Linked DNA regions of Homo sapiens: region 1 is linked to region 2. The links are chromatin contacts, found by Hi-C or POLR2A ChIA-PET in ENCODE. All regions are on one chromosome and are shown on one strand. Each heading gives the region's core, a stretch centred on a gene start or an enhancer-like site at or near the end of the contact. The rest is flanking DNA. Distances are from core to core; before and after follow the strand shown. Region 1 overlaps LOC105370003 (a long non-coding RNA gene). Region 2 overlaps TBX3 (T-box transcription factor 3).

Evidence for each region. Hi-C counts contacts between places; a loop is a spot of excess contacts on that map. ChIA-PET counts read pairs that join two places held with the same protein, here RNA polymerase II (POLR2A). Pooled maps may share reads with other maps.
Region 1: a pooled map shows a loop between it and region 2 (2.1-fold over the local background). The contact joins two enhancer-like sites. A Hi-C loop is called at or near these places in 2 of 50 pooled maps. POLR2A ChIA-PET finds 5 or more read pairs at or near these places in 2 of 52 experiments (BJ and WTC11).

Annotation. Positions count from the first base shown.
Region 1 is chr12:115,706,390-115,713,737 of GRCh38, reverse strand. All of the region lies in intron 1 of LOC105370003 (a long non-coding RNA gene), which reads left to right. Among named protein-coding and RNA genes, the nearest start is that of LINC02463, 180 kb to the left of the region's middle. RefSeq lists an enhancer at 3,240-3,534. Within about 2 kb of position 3,862, at least 3 of the 41 ENCODE cell types and tissues checked have a DNase peak (open chromatin) inside an H3K27ac peak, as active enhancers do.
Region 2 is chr12:114,666,203-114,673,036 of GRCh38, reverse strand. TBX3 (T-box transcription factor 3) reads left to right here. Exons shown (of 7, transcript NM_005996.4): 7 at 735-2,782. The coding sequence ends at 1,196. Among named protein-coding and RNA genes, the nearest start is that of TBX3-AS1, 13 kb to the left of the region's middle. RefSeq lists enhancers at 406-965, 966-1,526. Within about 2 kb of position 4,321, at least 16 of the 41 ENCODE cell types and tissues checked have a DNase peak (open chromatin) inside an H3K27ac peak, as active enhancers do.

The sequences.
Region 1 (7,348 bases), core at 2,613-5,112, 1.0 Mb before region 2:
AGTAGAGACAAGGTTTCACCATATTGGCCAGGCTGATCTCTAACTCCTGACCTTGTGATCCACCCACCTGGGCATCCCAAAGTGCTGAGATTACAGGCGTGAGCCACCACGCCTGGTCCATGACCAATTCTTAAAACCCATTTTCTCCCTTCTTATCTCCCCAAGTTTTTGCACCCAAACTTTCCAAATCTTCTCAACCCCCTTCTGCAGGGCTTTAACTTTCTCCCTCTTCCTTCCCCGTGTGTTTCTAGCTGTTTGCCATGCAGATTGGCTTACCCTCCCACCTTCTCAGTCCTTTCCCCACTTTTCTTTCTGGTGGCAGTGGTCTGTTCCTCCCTTCCTCTGGTTCAGCATCAAGAAAGCTCCTTCCTGCACCCTAGTCCAATTATCTAACAAAGGCAGAACTCGTTCTCTGGATAAAGAAGGAAAGACATTGGGAAAAGTGATCCTTATAGCTGGTAGGGGAAGGAGAAGAAAGACTGGCTGGCATGAATTGCTCTTGTTCCATTGCCAAAGAGAATTTTTAATAACAATAAATATAGAAAGAACAGAATCTTACAATAAAGGTCAGTTTTTTGTATTGAGTACTTTTGTACTGAGTACTATATGAACAACTCAGGACATTTTTCTCTTTTTGTCCATTAGCCATTGACTGATGAAAACTTAGCAGCCTTCTGGTTTATCTTCCCTGATTAGTTTTTGCCTCTTTTTTCCCCTAGGTACATTGAACCTGTAGTTAGCAAAGCCCTGTTAGAGCATCCGGATGATCTTCTCATTGTGTGGGTAGGAAGGAAGGTAGCTCAAACTTCCAGCTCTGTTTCTATCTTCTTGTCACATCATCTACCCGTGTTTGAGCTCCAGGTGGAGTCCTTTGATTACAGGGCAATAAACTCCGTGCTCTGTAAGAACTGTCTAGGAAAATGAGAATTTCACTTCCTTGATGAAGCCATGAGCTTTTCTTTTTTGACACAGAGAGGAAAAAAAATCTAAGAGAAATAAAACAAGAAGCAAGACTGAGGATAGAAGAGAGCTTTTTACTCATACAGGTTGAGCATCCCTAATTCGAAAATCCAAAACCCAGAATGCTCCAAAATCTGAAACTTTTTGAGCACCCACGTTACGCTCCAAGGACATTCTCATTGGAGCATTTTGGGTTTTGGATTTTCAAATTAGGGATGCTGAACTGGTAAGCATAGTACAAATATTCCAAAATCTAAAGAAAATTTCAAAATCCAAAATGCTTCTGGTTCCAAGCATTTCAGATACGGAATACTCAACCTGTACCAGTTTGGGCTTGTCAACTCAAATGAATTACACTGTGAGTTTGTGTGTTCTCCATCACACCAAATGACCCCTTCTTGGGAGATTGCATTTCTAATAAGGTGCATCTCCTTTGTACATCTGACTGTGTTGTAATTTACAGCATGTTTCTTTTACAATAAAAACAAGAGACCTTCATTTTAAATGTTTCAAATGTTTTAATTTCTCCAGAATTAACTTCTTTCTTGTTGGCTCCAGGATAGTGAGCTGCTATTTTGCTTCTAATAAAACTGTATTCAGTGGGAGTGTGTAGAGAATAAGGCTCTTTAGACATCTTGGTTTAATAATATGATTAAGTATTTATTGAGAGTCTAATATATGCTAAACATGGTGTTTGGCCATGGTACTCATGTAATTGCAACTCAAATCTGCTAAGGCAGGAATTATTTTCCATATTTTACAGATGAGGAAACTGAGTGTTAGAGGAGTTTAGGCTCTTGCTTGTGGGTGTTGAGATGGTAAGTGGTAGAGCTAGGTTCAAATCCATGTTTCACTCTAAGACACATGTTCTTCCTGTAGACATCTTTCTGGGTAGCATCTGTTATCTATTGTCTTTAACTGACATCTGGTTTGGCTGAAGCTCAAGCTCAGATAATGCAAAGGGAGCTGTGGATTGGAAGAAAAGCTCACTACTTCAGGGGAAGATGTATGGGGTCACACACTGAGTGTGATGTACTCTTGCTAATGCACCCAATTGCCCAACTTCTAAATTAAACTCTTTCTTGTCTCCAAAATTTAGATTTTGTTCAGCTAAGGACTCCTGGGGTGATATGGTGGTAGAGATGATGGTTGTGGTGGTGATGGTGATGGTCATAGTGTAGTGGGGATGGTGGTGATGGTGGAGATACTATGGTGGTGGTGGGTAGAGATGGTGATGATGATGTTGGTGAGGGAGGTGGAGGTTGTGGAGGAGATGGTGATTCTGATGGTGGTAGAATTAGTAAAGTAGTGGTGGTGGGGTGATAGTGATTGTGGCGATGGTTATGGTGATGGTGGAAAGTGGTGTGGAGTAATGGTGGTGGAGATCATAGTAATGGTGGAATTGGTGTTGGTGATAATGGTAGAGATCTCATGGTGATGGTGGCGATAATGATGGTGGCCGAAGTTCGTTTGTGGGGTTAATATACCCCAGAAACTTGATTTGATCAGTGTAAACAAGTTGATGAGAATCTGGGCAAGTGATAACATCTCCACCACATTTCCATAAGACTGAGGTAGCAACCAGACTCTAATTGGGTAATTGATGGTGCATAATTATTCTTTCTTATCACAAACTTAAGTCTGCTATTTTGGCTTTCCCAATCCTGAGACAAGGAAGCCAAATTAGACACAAGGTTTGTTCAGAGAATATGGAAGGAAAGAAAAGCAAGAATGATCCCTAATAAGCATTTGTACACTCCCATCCTAGGGGGAGACTTACTTACATCCAACCTTACTTTACGTCATCTGTCTTTGTAGGTGCAATCAGACATCTAATCTTTCTAATCTGACAAATTTGGCATGAGAGAAATTTCAAACTCATGACTTATCTGAGGCTTAATTTTCTCAATAGACAAATAATGCTGAGTTTTCCAAATTAATATAAGGATCTAATAAGATAATGTACATAGACTATTCAGTACAGTTCTGGGCCCAAAATATTTATTTTGGAATTGGGATCAGATCTATAAAATGTCATCAAATTAATCCTTACAAGAAACCCCCAAAGAATCCCCATTTTAATGCTATGCAAACTGAGCTATAGCTCATTTAACAGGGGAGTTAAGTAACTTTTAATAGTAGGTAACACTTATTGGTCACATACAGGTGCTATGTACTTCGCTAAACATCACCTCATTTAATCCTGACATCAACCGCATGAGGTAGTACCCTTATTCTCCCCATTTTACAGATGAGAAAACTGAGGCACAGAGAGGTTGCATAACTTGCTCACATGGTAAGAGGAAGATGCAGGATTTTGCACTCAGGTTACTTACTCCAGAATCTACTTGCTTAACTGGGAATTGGAATGGTGGTGAGTCATTGGTCACATGGGGGTGGTGCTGGTTGGGGATCTGAGCAGAAGCTCATACAGATGCAGCTACCGCCTCAGCAGTGTATCTTTCCCTTGCCAGTATTTGCAGCTGATTCACCAGGATTTTCATGCTTCCCAAGGTTGCCTTGACTATGTATATGAGAGGAGTATCCGGGGCCAAGCCCAGCTGCTTTGGCAAGGATGTTTATAGAAGAAACATCTCCTCCACACCCAGGAGGATGTGCTCTTTACACTCTTTGGGCTCCAAGATCCTGGCTCCAAAAGTATCAGCCATGCAAAAAAGAAAAAAAAATTGTACTTGCTCTCTTCAGGGGAAGAAAAAGGCAAAAAAAAAAAAGCAAGAACAAACCTCTCCCATCCATCTGTAACCAAATATATTTTGTGCTTGGTTTCCTTGGGTGGCCTTCTCTTAATGGTTTCTAATTCATAGAGACAAAAAACATAAAACAATTTAAGGCATTGGCACGCTCAGCTCGGCAACCCAGTGTATTCCCGAGGGAGTGCTTTTGGCAGCGACCTCCTGAAGTTGGCCTAGCTAGGAGGCTCGGAGGCTCACAAGAACAGAGGAAGGTTTTTTTTTTTTCTTTCTTTTTTTTCTTGTGCTGTTCCCTGCTTGCTGAGAGATATGCAAGGGAAGTGGGTTGGCTGGGTAATTATCTGGCTGGTAATTACAGCCAGTTGTGGAGGAATACTGCATATTCCGAACGGTCGCCATGCTAGCTGGGAAGAACCCTCACCGAGCAATGGATTTATGGCTGGCCATGCAGAGCAGGATGTATGTTTTGGCTCATGCACTAGGGAGAGCTCGGCCTCTCCCTCTTTCTTTGCCTCTCTCACTCTCTTTAATCTCAACTTCAGAAGGGAAGGAGTTGGTCGTTAATTCATCTGGATTTTGAAATTGGGCTTTTTCATGTGAAAGAGGCAAGGGCTGTGAGGATTTTGTTCATTCTGTCTCTGGTGTCACATCTACTGTATTCAGTTAATATTTACTAAGTGAAACAAATTGGTTTACAAAGAGCATTGATATAATATCAACCGATATTTACAGAACATTTTCCAAATGCCAAAGCCCCATTATAAATAGCTTCCGTGTACTGTGAAGTGGATTCCCATTTTTATCTCTACTTTAAAGATGAGGGGACTGAAGCTCAAAGAGGTGAATAACTTACCTAAGGTTACACAGCTAGAAAGTCAGAGCAGGTATTCAAATCTGGGCAGCCAACCACAATACTATATTATGGATGGATAAGTGGAAGGCTAGATATTGGCATGACAGATGAAAGACTTTCAGAGAAAGTTAACCCCATCCCATTTATTTTTAGTGGATAAGAGAAGCACATGGCTGGATTCCAGGTTTAAGCAGTGAATTTGTAGCAGAGCCAGAGTTTTTGACACTTTGGCCAGCGCTTCTGCCTCTCTCTCTGTTGCCTCATTTTCTCCATGTCAGAGAAGTTTCTAAGTCCTAGAAAAGCTGCACGTTCATACTCATAAACTCTCCCTCACCAGGCCTAGGTGCATTGAGGGAATCAGAGCTGGAACCATCATCTTGACCCCAAGGAAAGTTAACCATCATCCTGGTGTACCTAGGACTGACGGGTTTCCCAGGATGAAAGACTTTCAAGACTAAAGGTCTTGGAATGAATCAGTCACTCTATCCAGATGTGACTTGGTAAACTCTTCTATAGAGAGCCTGTTTAAACCTGTGTTCAATAAGCCTTTTAGGAATGTCATCCAATGTAGGGCTGAGGACCTGCGCTTCAGCATCGGACAGACCTGGTGTGGAATCTCACCAGCACCACTTCCTTATCAGTGAGTGACCTTGGACAGCTTACCTACCTCTCTGAGCCTCAGTTTCTCCACATGTAAAGTAGGGATGATGCTTACATCTGTCTCATAGGGTTGTCGTGAGGTGGAAATGAGATAATGTATGTCAGATACTCAGCACAGGGCACCTCTAAGAAAATGTGAAATCAAGCCTCCGTCTCATGCTCTCGCCACATAACTATAGTTCAGTGTCAATGGCAGAGTCTGAAGTCATCATGCTCAGCTGGCTTCCGGCTCCTCTCAGTAGAAATGGCTGTTTTCTGTTATTTTCTGGGGTTGCAAACCCAAATGCATGTAGAGGCCAGGAATGAACTGAACCTACTATGTGCCAGATTCACCCATGTGATGTTTAGAGTCTCCCAACAACCCTGTGAGAGAGCCAGGGCTTCCATATTCATTTCTCAGATGAGTAAACTGAGACTTAGAAAGGTAAAGAGACTTGTCCAGTCATTCATGTACTTAGTGGTTGACGTGAGACTTGAACCCAGGCAGCAGTCTGTCTCCAGAGCTTGGGCTCTTGGCCACAGAACTGCTCATTTTTTCACAACTGCATTGAATCTTTTTCGTGTGTGATGCACATTATTTAATGCATTCCTTCTTATTTTGCACTAAGGTATTTTGGTTCAATTTTTGTAATTTTATTTTACATCTCTGGAAACAATACTGGGGTGAGGAATGTTCTTTATCTCTACCAGGATTTCTCAACTGTGGCCCTCTTGACATTTTGAGCCAGATGGTTCTTGGTTGTGGGCACTGTCCTGCGTTTTGTAGGATACTCAGCAGCATCCCTGGCCTCTACTTACTGGATGCCAGTAGCACCCCCTTCAGTGTCTCCAGATATTGCCAAATGTCCTTTTTGCGGGGACCAAGCAAACTTGCTTTCTCTTAGGAACCATTGAACTTTGTATTCTGGCACGGGACATTTCCCGAATCCAAATGTTTGTGCTATTTTTAAAAGGTTTTTGTTGCATAGTGACCAAATGTCATCCACAAAAGTTGTACCAATTCATAAGACCACCTGCGGTGCGTGCAAATACTGTTCCTCCTCATGCTTGCCAATGACAGTGTTACCCAGTACAGTCTTAGGGAATCCTTAAGAAGTACTTGTGTACTTCTAGATATGTAGAACAGACAGCCCTTTATAGATTGTCTAAATCTATCCTTTAAAGTAGGGAAAACTGAGGCTAGAAGGAACAAGGATTTGCCTCAGGCCACACAGTAAGTCAATGGCAAAGTTGGGGCTCTTCAAACATTGATAAACAGCAACTTGTAACTGTCACCTGGCATCCCCAATAATAGCCTTGATCATCCCAAATTAGATTGAGTCATTGAGGCAAATATTATTTCCAGGATTTTTCTCCTAGATGGTATATTATTCCATAAAATTATTTTTTATTGTGCTGGCTGTGCATAAAGGCAGTATTTTGGTGGCAAGGCAGGGAGTGATGTATGCTGGGCAGTGGAAAGGCAGGTAAAAGTTTGTGGGCTTGCGGCTTGCTACAAACTGGGTTTATCGTTCTTTGTAAATTCTCTGTCTTTTTTTCCCCCTTTTGAAGTCAGGAGTGATGAGATCAGTAGCATAATTGATCCAGGCTGGGAAAAGACTATGATACTCACAAAAGATAGGGTTGATGCGCTCCTGCGGCTGCATGTGGTTCAGTTCATGAGCTCCCAAGAGGGAAGTGCTCCGTTGACCCAACTCAACTCGGAATGAGCTTAAACCCTTCCCCAGTGGCTTCATGGCCTGGTCTGTGTCTATCTCTCTGACTTCATCTTCCACCTCACCTCCTTGGGCTCACTCTGCTGTAGCTGTGATTACCTGCTTTCTTTTCCTTGAAGAGCTGTTCTCAGGGCCTTGGGGACTTGGCATTTGCTGTTCCCTCTGCCTGGGACTTTGTTTCAAGAGTTCTTCTTATGGCTGATGCCTTTGATTGCTTTAGGTCTCTGCTCATAAGCCCCTGCTTCAGAGATGACTCCTTGACCACCCTATTTAAAGAAGTCCTTCCCTCTAGTATTGCGTCAATTCATCTCCTGTTTAGGAGATGAGACTTCACCATTTCCTCTGTAGAACTTTCTTATGTGTCTACTAGTTCATGACATGGTCTCCCTACTGGGGATAAGGACCTTGCATATCTGGTCCACAGGCTTATTTCCAGAGCTAGAATGGTG
Region 2 (6,834 bases), core at 3,072-5,571:
CTTCTGCCAATTCCCAGCTTAGTGCACTCCTGAACTCCTGCGGCCTACCTCGGCTTCTCACCTGGAACACCAGTGAATCATGCTGGACGATTTCTTTGTCTCTGTTTATAACAAATGCCCTTTTTCCCTCCCCCAGCCCCAGTTTCCTTTTGCTTAAGATCTTCACTGTCTGTTTTTTTTGTTTTGTTTTGTTTTGTTTGGAGAAACTTCTAGGATTGGGGTGGGAGGATGGGGGTTGGGGAAGAAGAAAGATTTAAAAAATTATTCCTACTAATTTATGTCCTCCGGCTTCCCCTTGGTTACCTCTGTGGGGTAAACTGAATCTGTATCCCCATTTAACAGGTGCAAGGAGATTTCCTGGGGGCTGCACACACTGTGTGCAGCATATTGCAGGCTTTCACTCATTTAATATCTACAAAGTCCTCAATAAGTATATGAATTACTTATGATTTCCCTGTTTTTTCTTCCTATAAGGAAGCTGAGGCACAAGTTAATCAAAGTCTCTTGGCCTAGGGTGACACAGCTAAGATTTGTACCTAGAGATTTCTGAGTGTTGACTTCTCTCCTGCCCCCACCTATCTCCCCCCCCAAAAAAAAAAACACAACAACAACAACAACAGAACATACCAGGGATTCATGGCTTGCCCAATGTTGGAGGGGGAGAAGAGAGGAGAGGGATGAGATAAGCTCCTCCCACCCGGCTGACTCGCTGTGTGTCTCTTTTCTCACCCCAGGGCCTGGCCATGTCCCCTTTCGGAAGCCTGTTCCCTTACCCCTACACGTACATGGCCGCAGCGGCGGCCGCCTCCTCTGCGGCAGCCTCCAGCTCGGTGCACCGCCACCCCTTCCTCAATCTGAACACCATGCGCCCGCGGCTGCGCTACAGCCCCTACTCCATCCCGGTGCCGGTCCCGGACGGCAGCAGTCTGCTCACCACCGCCCTGCCCTCCATGGCGGCGGCCGCGGGGCCCCTGGACGGCAAAGTCGCCGCCCTGGCCGCCAGCCCGGCCTCGGTGGCAGTGGACTCGGGCTCTGAACTCAACAGCCGCTCCTCCACGCTCTCCTCCAGCTCCATGTCCTTGTCGCCCAAACTCTGCGCGGAGAAAGAGGCGGCCACCAGCGAACTGCAGAGCATCCAGCGGTTGGTTAGCGGCTTGGAAGCCAAGCCGGACAGGTCCCGCAGCGCGTCCCCGTAGACCCGTCCCAGACACGTCTTTTCATTCCAGTCCAGTTCAGGCTGCCGTGCACTTTGTCGGATATAAAATAAACCACGGGCCCGCCATGGCGTTAGCCCTTCCTTTTGCAGTTGCGTCTGGGAAGGGGCCCCGGACTCCCTCGAGAGAATGTGCTAGAGACAGCCCCTGTCTTCTTGGCGTGGTTTATATGTCCGGGATCTGGATCAGATTCTGGGGGCTCAGAAACGTCGGTTGCATTGAGCTACTGGGGGTAGGAGTTCCAACATTTATGTCCAGAGCAACTTCCAGCAAGGCTGGTCTGGGTCTCTGCCCACCAGGCGGGGAGGTGTTCAAAGACATCTCCCTCAGTGCGGATTTATATATATATTTTTCCTTCACTGTGTCAAGTGGAAACAAAAACAAAATCTTTCAAAAAAAAAATCGGGACAAGTGAACACATTAACATGATTCTGTTTGTGCAGATTAAAAACTTTATAGGGACTTGCATTATCGGTTCTCAATAAATTACTGAGCAGCTTTGTTTGGGGAGGGAAGTCCCTACCATCCTTGTTTAGTCTATATTAAGAAAATCTGTGTCTTTTTAATATTCTTGTGATGTTTTCAGAGCCGCTGTAGGTCTCTTCTTGCATGTCCACAGTAATGTATTTGTGGTTTTTATTTTGAACGCTTGCTTTTAGAGAGAAAACAATATAGCCCCCTACCCTTTTCCCAATCCTTTGCCCTCAAATCAGTGACCCAAGGGAGGGGGGGATTTAAAGGGAAGGAGTGGGCAAAACACATAAAATGAATTTATTATATCTAAGCTCTGTAGCAGGATTCATGTCGTTCTTTGACAGTTCTTTCTCTTTCCTGTATATGCAATAACAAGGTTTTAAAAAAATAATAAAGAAGTGAGACTATTAGACAAAGTATTTATGTAATTATTTGATAACTCTTGTAAATAGGTGGAATATGAATGCTTGGAAAATTAAACTTTAATTTATTGACATTGTACATAGCTCTGTGTAAATAGAATTGCAACTGTCAGGTTTTGTGTTCTTGTTTTCCTTTAGTTGGGTTTATTTCCAGGTCACAGAATTGCTGTTAACACTAGAAAACACACTTCCTGCACCAACACCAATACCCTTTCAAAAGAGTTGTCTGCAACATTTTTGTTTTCTTTTTTAATGTCCAAAAGTGGGGGAAAGTGCTATTTCCTATTTTCACCAAAATTGGGGAAGGAGTGCCACTTTCCAGCTCCACTTCAAATTCCTTAAAATATAACTGAGATTGCTGTGGGGAGGGAGGAGGGCAGAGGCTGCGGTTTGACTTTTTAATTTTTCTTTTGTTATTTGTATTTGCTAGTCTCTGATTTCCTCAAAACGAAGTGGAATTTACTACTGTTGTCAGTATCGGTGTTTTGAATTGGTGCCTGCCTATAGAGATATATTCACAGTTCAAAAGTCAGGTGCTGAGAGATGGTTTAAAGACAAATTCATGAAGGTATATTTTGTGTTATAGTTGTTGATGAGTTCTTTGGTTTTCTGTATTTTTCCCCCTCTCTTTAAAACATCACTGAAATTTCAATAAATTTTTATTGAAATGTCTTTGGGCCTTGTGTTAAATGTTTTTTCTTTGGGAACCTTTCCTGAAGATGGACAGTCAGGGGAGGGTTTAGTATCTTCTTGTTCTGAGTTTACCCCCTTCCCTTCGCCTTTAAATAATTAAGACCGCCCCCAGCGAACCAAAATGAGATGTCACTCAAGTTACAAAGCTAAAAACAAAAGTCCCTTACTTGAGCGAAGGGAGCCACTTCAATCTGAAATTACTTTTCCTTTAAATTAGGGAGCAAAGCAGGGAGACGGAAAGGGGCCTGATGAGAATACAGAAAGAAGGGTAATTTCAGATACTTTTAAGTTTTAATGGAAAAAGACTGATGTGCTCCCTAAGTCAGGTTTTCCCACCCGAATCCGACCAAAAGTAAGCTCGGCAAGTACGAATGTTTTTCGTTTTAAGCTCGCCCTCAGTTTTGACATCAATCTGGCGAATCCAAGTCGAAAATACCTTCTTGCACCAGTGTGTTTGGCTCGGGGAAAAGGCCAGCAGAATGCCCCAGCAGTCCGAGCGGGCTTGGCTAGGCAGCAACCCTCCAGGTTGTAGAAGTGGACAAGACGCAACGCCTTTCCACTCGGCAACCCCCCACACAGCCTGCAGTCCCTGGTGCCTCAAATTGAACCCGGCTGGCCCAAGGCGCCCCTACGAGGCCCCATCCATCCCGAGTTGTGCGTGCAAAGCGCGGCCAGCTCCGCGAAAACTTAGCTGTGTCACGCGAGGGAGGAGGGAAATTATCCCCGAAAGGGGAAAGGTAATTCCAGGGTGCACATTTCACCCCCTCCACGGCAAAAGTCACCCAGGAGGCTGACATCCTCCCCTAGTCTCCCCTTCAAACCCGTCTCCAGGCTGTTCGGGGAGTTGCCTTTTGAAGTTCAATTTATCTTTGAAACATTCAATAAAAAATGATGAGGCACTGTCAGTCTTTTGGTCTCCCGACCCCCAGCCTCGCCTCCGAGGTGTGTGTCTGTTGGGGGGCGGGGGCGGCACGGGAAGGTTCGAGGGTTAGTCCTTAGCCCTTTTCTTGCCCTGGGGGCCATGACGTGAAGACCCAGCTGGAGCCTGCCTGGCGGCTGCCTCCCTCCCCACCCCCCACCCGCCACCCCCTGGAGCCCGCCAGCCCGGCCCCAAGTCCCTGTCACCTTCAGGCCTCTTGAATGACCGGAGAGGAGGACGCCCCCTCCCTTCCCTCATCCTGTACTTGGAAGGGATCGAGGTCGAGACCTTTTGGAGAGCGGGGCAAAGCCCCTTCCATCTCTGGCCAGGCACGTGGGGACCCCTACAGCCTCCTCTGCGATGTCTCCGGGGGTGGGAGGGAAGACAGACAACCAGAGTATGTTGGTGCGGAGTCGCGGGGGGGGGGAGGGGCGGGGTGCGCTGCGGGGGTGGCAGGGCCTGAGCTGAGACGGGCCCTGGGGACCTTTGAGGCTGGGGCTCCCCCGAGGACTGGGAGATTTCCAGGGCGCGCTCCTTCTGCGCAGCGGCTACAGCCTGAAGGGGGCAGCTCTGGATCCAGCGACAACGCGCGGTGTCCGCGCCTCTGAGAAGGTGGTAGTTGGCTGGTTGCGCTCTCCCGAATTGGGGAAAAAAGAACTCAGCCTCCAAAAGGGAAGAAATGCTTTGCTTTTCTCTTCTTTCTCAGTCCAAATTTGCTTACCTCCTCCCTTCTCTCCCCCCGCCCCCGATTTGGGGACCCTGCTCAGACTTGTGTCCAGCCTCTCTTACTGGCGTTCCTCTTTTTTTTTTTTTTTTTTTTTTAATCTCCTGTGTATCTCATTTGTATATTGTGATGTTAATGAGTAACTCCTGTAGCGCTGATGGGCGGGGGGTGGAGGGGATGAACGGCTCGCAGTCTCTCTGGATTTTGCTGCCTATTACTCACCTGGCGCCGGTCGCAATCTCGCCGCAGGCTTTATGGTGGCTGCGGCCGCCCCAGAGGCCACTCAGGGCAGGCGCCTTCGCCTTTTTTCTGGGCTTCGAGTGCCACCTATCTGTCTCGTCTACGAATGCGTCCAGGTCGCCGCAGCTGGCTCGGCACCCCAGCGCCTCCCGGGTTCCGGAACTTGGGCGCTTCGCCTTCGCCCCTTCTCATCCCCACCACTCCCAGCCCCACTCCCCTCCTCCTCCGTCCCCAGCCCCATTCTCAGCCTCGGAAGAAGCTGCCTTCCCCTCTTTCCTGGATATCACTTTCACTCCCGTTTGTGCCTCAGATGAGAAAAACAGCCCTGCCCTCCTCTGGGTTTCCAAAGAATGTTAGAAAATTCAGTGCGGGAACCCTGGCTCGTAATTCTCTGGACAAGTTCCTTGCTGCTTGTAGAAATCTCTAGACCCTTGTTCTGGACCCCGCCTGGCGGGGGATAACCTGAATTCGCGATGGGTCGATAGAGAAAGGATACCTCCTTCCCCAACATACACACCTCAAATTCTGCCCTGGGGACAACTTGCCAGTACCAGGATGCTCTCTTTTTTACTCCACAACTTTGGAAGTTTTTGTTTTTTAACCTGGCCGCGTCTACAAGGACAAAGGCCATGACTCGCGGGAGCAGCAGTCCCTACGAGGGTCAGCTACCGCAGCCTGCAGGGCCCAGCACCTTCGTGACTTGTAGATTTAAGGTGACAAATGCGGGTGCCGGTCAGAGGCCTCCAACCCCTGCCTGTCGGGAAGGTCGGCTCCAGTCCTGGCTGCGCCCTGGAGTCTGAGACCCGCGGAGGGGAGGGGATGGGGTCGCCTTTTGCTGTGCTTTGAGCCGCGGGTGAAGGCGTCCGGGTTCCTGCTGACCTCCCGGCGCTAATTGCAGGGGCCGAAGGGCGCGCTCGGGCAGAGGCAGGGGTCACGACCTTGCGGCTCCCTCCTCCCGAGGTCCCGGCAACCTGAAGGAGCCGGGTGTGTGCAAGAGGGCGTGTGTGTGTGCGCGCTCGCGCGATTAGGGCCTCTCTCTAGATCTGCGCTGTTCTGGGACCCACTCTTTCTTTGTGGGGACAGTTCCTGACGTGTAGGCCCTTAAAAAAATTTCCATCCAAGAAGGAAAACCCAGATTCTGACCTTTCCCCTAAGCCAGCAGACAGACAGCCGCCTTCAGGCCGCTACGAGAGGCTTGCAACGCTTCACGACAGCGCGCTTTCTGCCTCGCTGGTTTCCAATGTGACCTCACGGCAACCAGCCAAGAAAGTGGCTGTCGGGGTGCAGCTGCGAGGCCGCCAGCGGCGACCTGGGTTCTTCTGTAGGTAGCCCAGTATAGACTCCTATCTAAGGGTAGCTCTTGGGTGTCTGCATTCTGGGGCCAGGAGCTGCAGGTGTTAGAAGGATATGTGTATGTTTGCGTGTAGCTGTGCGTGCTCCATCTGTAGCTGTCTCTTCCAATTTGGGTTTAGAAGTTCATGCGCAAGACAGTTCCGGATGTAGATGCATTTGGTTGTTTTATAATCAAGATGCGTATAATCAAGAAGTATATGTTGCAGATGTCGGAGTTCAAAGTACACGAAACAAGAATAATATAAATACTTGGCATACAAGGGACACGTGCACAAGCCAGGCACTCGGTGAAGCACCCCATAAAAGTGACCCCCGTTAGCCTTCACAGTTAACCCCATAAACGATATATGATCTTTATCTCTGTTTTACAAGAGAGGAAACTGAGGCATAGACCATTAAATCACTTACCCAAGATCCTCTGGGGGAAATTATGGAGCCAGGATTCAAACCGAAGTGGGCTCCAGGATCCACTGTAATTCCCTTTCCTAATTCAGCTGAAGGTGTACGTACCTGCGGCGCATATGTCCCGGATTTACAGAAATCTGAGGGGATGTTCCGGATTTTGGAGTGTGCCGCAGGCTTTTTTTTTTTTTTTTTTTTTTTTTTTTTTTTTTAATACGAGAACGTTCAAATTTCTTTGTGCATCTGTCGTGCTATGTAAAAGGACAGCTTTTATTTCAGCATCCCCCTCCCCGGCCAACCCTCTTGTGTGTCCTGGGACACCCGTCCCAGCTAAGACCGCGGTTTTGGGGCCTTTGTTCCCCGGTAGAGGAAGAGAGAGGCTGAATGGGGGAC